2 separate regions of the Homo sapiens genome follow, and region 2 is linked to region 1. A link is a loop called in an ENCODE intact Hi-C map of the cell type or tissue named here. Cell type or tissue: PC-9. All regions are shown on one strand. Each heading gives the region's core, and the rest is flanking DNA. Links, peaks and the distances in the headings are about the cores only.

The links. Peaks named below come from ENCODE experiments on the same cell type or tissue, not always from the same donor. Only the 100,000 strongest peaks of a DNase experiment are listed, where the experiment ranks them.
Region 2: it touches region 1 in a loop (9-fold over the local background); 4 of 110 quality-filtered maps call a loop at or near these places.

The regions. Positions count from the first base shown.
Region 1 is chr9:115,260,994-115,263,920 of GRCh38, forward strand. The region is part of intron 2 of DELEC1 (deleted in esophageal cancer 1); the gene reads left to right. LOC105376233 (a long non-coding RNA gene) reads right to left here and starts at 1,550. Exons shown (of 3, transcript XR_930267.3): 1 at 1,399-1,550. In PC-9, for the core only: no CTCF peak of the experiment used is centred there; DNase peaks (open chromatin) are centred at 1,628 and 2,158; H3K27ac peaks cover 1,418 bases.
Region 2 is chr9:115,023,394-115,026,320 of GRCh38, forward strand. It overlaps TNC (tenascin C), which reads right to left. Exons shown (of 28, transcript NM_002160.4): 27 at 580-743. Among named protein-coding and RNA genes, the nearest start is that of TNC, 93 kb to the right of the region's middle. In PC-9, for the core only: no CTCF peak of the experiment used is centred there; a DNase peak (open chromatin) is centred at 1,838.

The sequences.
Region 1 (2,927 bases), core at 248-2,747:
TTGGTGAGGTTTCTGATATGAATAGCAAATATGATATGTGTATTAGTCCATTCTCACATTGCTATAAAGAACTACCCGAAACTGGGTAATTTATAAAGGAGAGAGGTTTAATTGACTCACAGTTCTGCATGGCTGGGGAGGCCTCAGGAAACTTACAATCATGGTGGAAGGAGAAGCAAACATGTCCTTCTTCACGTAATGGCAGGAAGAAATGCTGAGCAAAAGGGGAAAAATCCCCTTATAAAACCATCAGATCTAATAAGAAGTCACTCACTATCATGAGAAAAGCAGCATGGGGGTAACCACCCCTATGATTCAATTACCTCCCCACCAGGTTCCTCCCACAACATGTAGAAATTATGGAAACTGCAATTCAACATGAGATTTGGGTGGGTACACAGCCAAACCATATCAATATGATATAGTAGAAAGAACATAGGGTTGGAATTGCATATAACTTTATTCAATATCTGGATCTCTCACTTATGAAATGTACAAAACAGTTACATAGATGCTTTTGTTTGCAAATGATATATAGAGTAAGAAAAAATAATTTTTCCATTAGATTTGCTGTTCAACACTTCACATGCTTTTATTTCTCCCTTGAAGGTCTTCCCCTTCTTATATACTCAGATAATGTTTGCTTAGTCTTTTAAGCTTAATTCAATATTTATTTCCTCTGTGATGACTTCAACTATTCCTCTCCCCCAGGAAGAATGGGTATTCTCTCTCTGACTCCCAGATTACTTCACACTATTGTAAATATCACACTAAACTGGAATAATTTATCTTCCCAGATGTATCCCTAGTTAGACTCTGCCAAGATTGGTCTTCATATCCACAATGCCCAGCCTAGTGCCTGATATCCTGTAAGTGTTCAAAAGTGTTTGTTTTGATATACTGGGCCTATATAAATAGAGTCATTTTCAGAATAAATTTACTATTGCCTGAATTTTCTGGATAATTTTGCCAATTAGTCATTGGTGATTGAATCACAGAGTCAAATGCTAGAATGCCAGATCTGACTCATCCAACTCATCATTTCTGTTCCATCTTTATAGTTATCATCATATCCACCTATCCCCTCCATTGGTATTAATATTTTCTTATGTTGAGAAAATAACATAAAAACTTAAGAACAACTGTAAAAACTGAATTACTTTACATTCATTCTAAGAACTTATGTGACATCAAGTGTATGAGATGATAATTATCTTCTAGTGCACATTACAATAATTTATAACTGCTGAAATGTTTAGAAGTTTGTCCATGTAGTACCCATAAACATTTTACATATTGCCAGTGAAACACAGAGTGTTTCCCAAAGAAACACTTAGCTTTGGGTCTTTCTTACTTACAAGTGAGGACTTTACATGTTCAGAGAAATAAATGTCTAACCTGTGGTCTCACAGCTGCAGATCCTGGACAAAAATCTTCGTCTTCTTAGCTGGCCTTCAATGACAGTTTTATGAATTAAGCCAAATATGTACATTTCCTTGGTTCCTCAGCACTTTGAACAGCCTTTGTCATTGCTTCAGGCTTTTGAGGGTAGGGTGAAAGCAAGACACTACACAGCTCCCTGCCTGTGCCCTAGCAACCAAGCACAACACAGATGGCCAGCCTGGCAATCTGCCCAGCAGACACTGATTGCATACCTGGTGGTAAGACACAATGGTGTTTGCACAGTGTGGTTGGCATTTATAGTGATAGGCAATGAAGACTGCATCCTGTGCCTTCAGGCCAGTTTGCTGGTTTCCAGACCAGAGGCAATAACTTTCCACTAGTGTAATGACAACTTGTCTCTTGCAGCTGGATCATGTTAGGAGAGTAGGAATTTTATTTTTGCTCCCTTTTCAATGGTGCCTTGTAATAATAGGGTAGTATTTTCCCAATATGTTTCTTGCCAGTTGTACACATGTATTGGCTCCTGAAGCCCTGAACATTCATTGGCATCAAAGAATGGGAATGGTCCCTATTTATAGGAGAGCAGTCCCCATTCTACAGGTGAAGAGAATACACCTTATACCAATCCAAGAAGCATTTATTATATGCCTGTTATTATTTGTTAAATTGAGTGAATGACTATTGTGTATAAGCCATTCTACCAGGCCTTGGGCATAGAAAGATACATAACATAAGCATGACTCAAGAGGCACTCAGACCAGTAGATGTGACAGACATTTAAACTAATAACATGATGAGTGGTCTAATAGAGGGGTGTACCTAGCACTGTGGGAACACAAAGGAGGGGGCTGTTAATCCTTCCTAGAGGTTAAAAATGAAAGCTAAATTGATGCTGAACACTGCATCCAGGGATATGCATTATGGCAAGTTGGTGAGAGCTCTTGTTCTGCTGCCTCACGAATCTGTGTTCAAGTTCCCACTTTGCTAATTACTCCTTTTGTAGTTTTAGGCAAGTCTCAAAGCTTTCCAGATCTCATTGTATATATAATGGAGACAGAGTTCATGCCTTATATATGTATATAAAGTGAGAACAAAATGAAATACTCATTATAAAGTGCTTAGCATTTTTTTCTGGCATCTAGTATGTGTTTAATAAATATTAGCTCCAGTTGTCATTCTTATCATTATTGTTATTATGTGATGATGATGTGGGTTGCCTTGCAGGCAGACTTATGATGTGGTATTATCATTGGCATCAGAATATGCTGGCTACAGATTCACCCTTGAGTTTGACTACCTATGTGTCTTTGAGCAGAGTCTTCACTGTTCTGAAGTGATTTACTTTACATGACCAAGATGGATAAGTAGGCCACTTATCATCATCTCCTAAGATTCCTTCTAAAAACAAATCTTTTGAACAAGGTTGGGCATTTCCAGAATTTTGGTTCTTTTAGAATGTCTCATTAAGCTTTCAGAGGCATTACTCATTAGGTTTCAGATATAACATGTTTTTGGAGAAATAA
Region 2 (2,927 bases), core at 321-2,820, 240 kb before region 1:
AAGGGATCGAAAAAAATCTGTTTCTGTGATTGTAGAAGTGCTAGAGGTGTGTGTGGTGCAGGGAAAATGCCAGGGGCTGGAAGTGGGGAGAGCTGGCTCTGCTGCCAACTTCACTCTGTGACCTCAGGAAAGTCAGCTTTTTCTGGGCCTTGGTTTCTTCACAAAAGGAGGAGATTTAAAGTCTGTGGACTTCATTTTAAGGTGTTCTTGGGATTCCAAAGATGCCCCAGGCCAGGGGTTCTGTGTCATCAACCCTGCTTCACCTAAATGGCCTCCACTTTTATCTGCTTTACTTTTGGGGTTCAGACAGAGATTTTGTCTGAGTAAAGCGTTCTGTTTTTGGAATCCATTTGACCAGTGTTTGTCCTTGGGACTGTCAAGGGTTAACCTGTGCTGTTTCTATTTTACCTGGCCTGCAGTGTCCTTGAGATTGCTCACTGCCTTGGGAAAAACATGTTGTCATACAAGTAAGGTTCCTGCCTCCTAGTCTCTGCTAGGATAGGGAGTTAAATTGTACTTCCATTAGCCCCCTCCAGCTTCCCAAGCTTGGCCTGCTCTGGGCCCTCACGGTCCACTCACCTGACTGTGGTTATTGTCCCCATATCTCCCCATCAGGTTGACACGGTGACAGTTCCTGTACCAGAAAGCCCCTTTGTAGGACAGAGCACAGTTGGTGATGGCTGAATCTGTGTCCTTGTCAAAGGTGGAGAAGGATCTGCCATTGTGGTAGGCCATGGAGTCACCTGGGAGAGACAGAAAATATGGACCTGAGAAATCTCAGCTGAAATTTCCCTCCTGGACAGTAAAGGGCAGAACCAGAGGTGACAATTGAAAGGTTCTGGGTGTGGGACTGGCCTTGAACATTGATCCCAGAGTCAGCATTGAATGCGGAACTGAATGGGACATGAGTGTCACCCCAGTACTTATTTCCGACAGAAGCAGCATAATGTGGTGGGAAGAGGGCTGTGGCTGGCTTTGGAGAGTCTAGCTTCGAATCCCATCTTTTCACTTTTTAGCTGTGACCTTGCACAAGTCAAGCATCTTGTTGAACCTCAGTTTTCTCATCTATACAATGGAACCAGCACTTTGATTCTATATACTGAGTAGTGCCATTGTGACAATAAAGGTGTATGCTAAACAGGTGGCATGGCATACAAATACTTACTATGATTGTTATTTTTATGACTTTTCTGCATTCCCTTTCTATAAAGACCTCAGAGAGTAAGGTGAGAAGTATGCATTTAATAATGGCATGCTTTTCTCCCACATACAAATATTTATTAGTCATAATTAAGCCCTTCAGACATTAGATGTCCCTAAATAGTCTCTGTATCACATAGTTACTTTTTAAAGTATTCATCAGACCATGTTCCGTGATTCTTAGACAAGAAGCCCATTAACATGTACTACTATTTGGAAATCTAATTTGTAATTTAATATATTGAATTTTTGAAGCATTTCAGTACCATTGCTTTGTGGGTCTCCTCACTCCCAATCCAGACAAGTGCTGTGCACAAACATTTCAAGACTCTGAGGCATTCTACCGTCATAATTTGGAGCAAGTTGTCAAAGGAACCCAGATACCTTTTTAACTGATGATGCTACCCAGAGCATGAGGACGGCACGTAGATATTAATGAAACAGGATGCTCTCCTGCAGAAGGCCTGGGTGCAGCCAAATCACACAAGAAAATGCAGCCTTACAAACGTTATCTCAGTAAAGGGAAATATTATGGCTCATTCCTCAATGGAAGCACAAAGAGAGAGGAACAGAGGCCACATTCCTGCTGCTTAATGAATTTGCTTGCCCTGTAACATTCTTCTTCTTGCCTGAAGCCATCTCAACCAAAGAGGTATTCATTTCCAGGTAATAAAATGCCAACATTCTTTGAGGGATTCAAGAACTAAAGCAATGTTTGCCCCTGGGTGTCTCTCTTTATTATCACTAAACTGCCATCTCAAAAGAGCTTTGTGCCTCCTTAGGCTCAGCCTGGCTTTGGCAACCTTTTATCTGGAGACTTTTCACCTTATGGATGTTTTCTTTCAGGGCTCAGGGAGGCTGGAAACGTGCCAAGCTTCTATCTCTTCTGCTCTCACAAACATAACAGAAAGCCACCCAAAGTGGGCATGGGTTGCATGGGGGTGGTCCACACTCTCAGTCCTGACCCTTCTTTGTCACTGAGAACATTGTCGGATGCAGTTTTCTGCAGCCAGGATTGCATCCACCTTCTACAAGCTGTTTTACCTTGGACAAATCACTGAGCTCTTCTGAACTTCTTTCCTCCTCTGTATAAAAACAACGTCTTCATAAAATGGTTTTATGAGGAATAAATAAGATGAATGCAGGTGGAATATCTACAAAAGAGGATGGTACCTAGTAGGGCCTTAATACATGTTGTTTCCTTATTTATTTCTCCTCTTATGTGGAGCCAGGAAACCACACAAAACCACTTCAAGTCCAAGAAATCTTCAAGACTGGAATGAAGGTTATGAGCCAGACAAGGAATGCAGGGGCCACTTGAGAGGTGAGACCTTCTATTTATGAGGATGCAGGCTGAGACTAGATGACCACATGGCAGGGATGTCTTGGAAGAGATTCAAGCAGCTAGGTGATGGAGTGGATGGTTTGCTACTCAAGCTGTGGTCCACAGACCAGCAACACCAGCTATATTGGCATCACCAGGGAACTTGGAGAAGATGCAGAATCTCAGCCCCATCCCAGACAACCTGTGTCAGCATCTGGAGATTCACAAGATCGCCAGTGGGTCCATACACCCAGAGTAAATTGAGAAGTGCTGGATTGGATGAATATTAAGGCCTTTGGGGAATTTTTTTTTTAATCAGTCTACAACTGATATCTAAAACTGGGTAAGAAAGACACACTTTTTTTGAAAGATGGTCATTAGAAATCAATCCTGATTGCCCTGA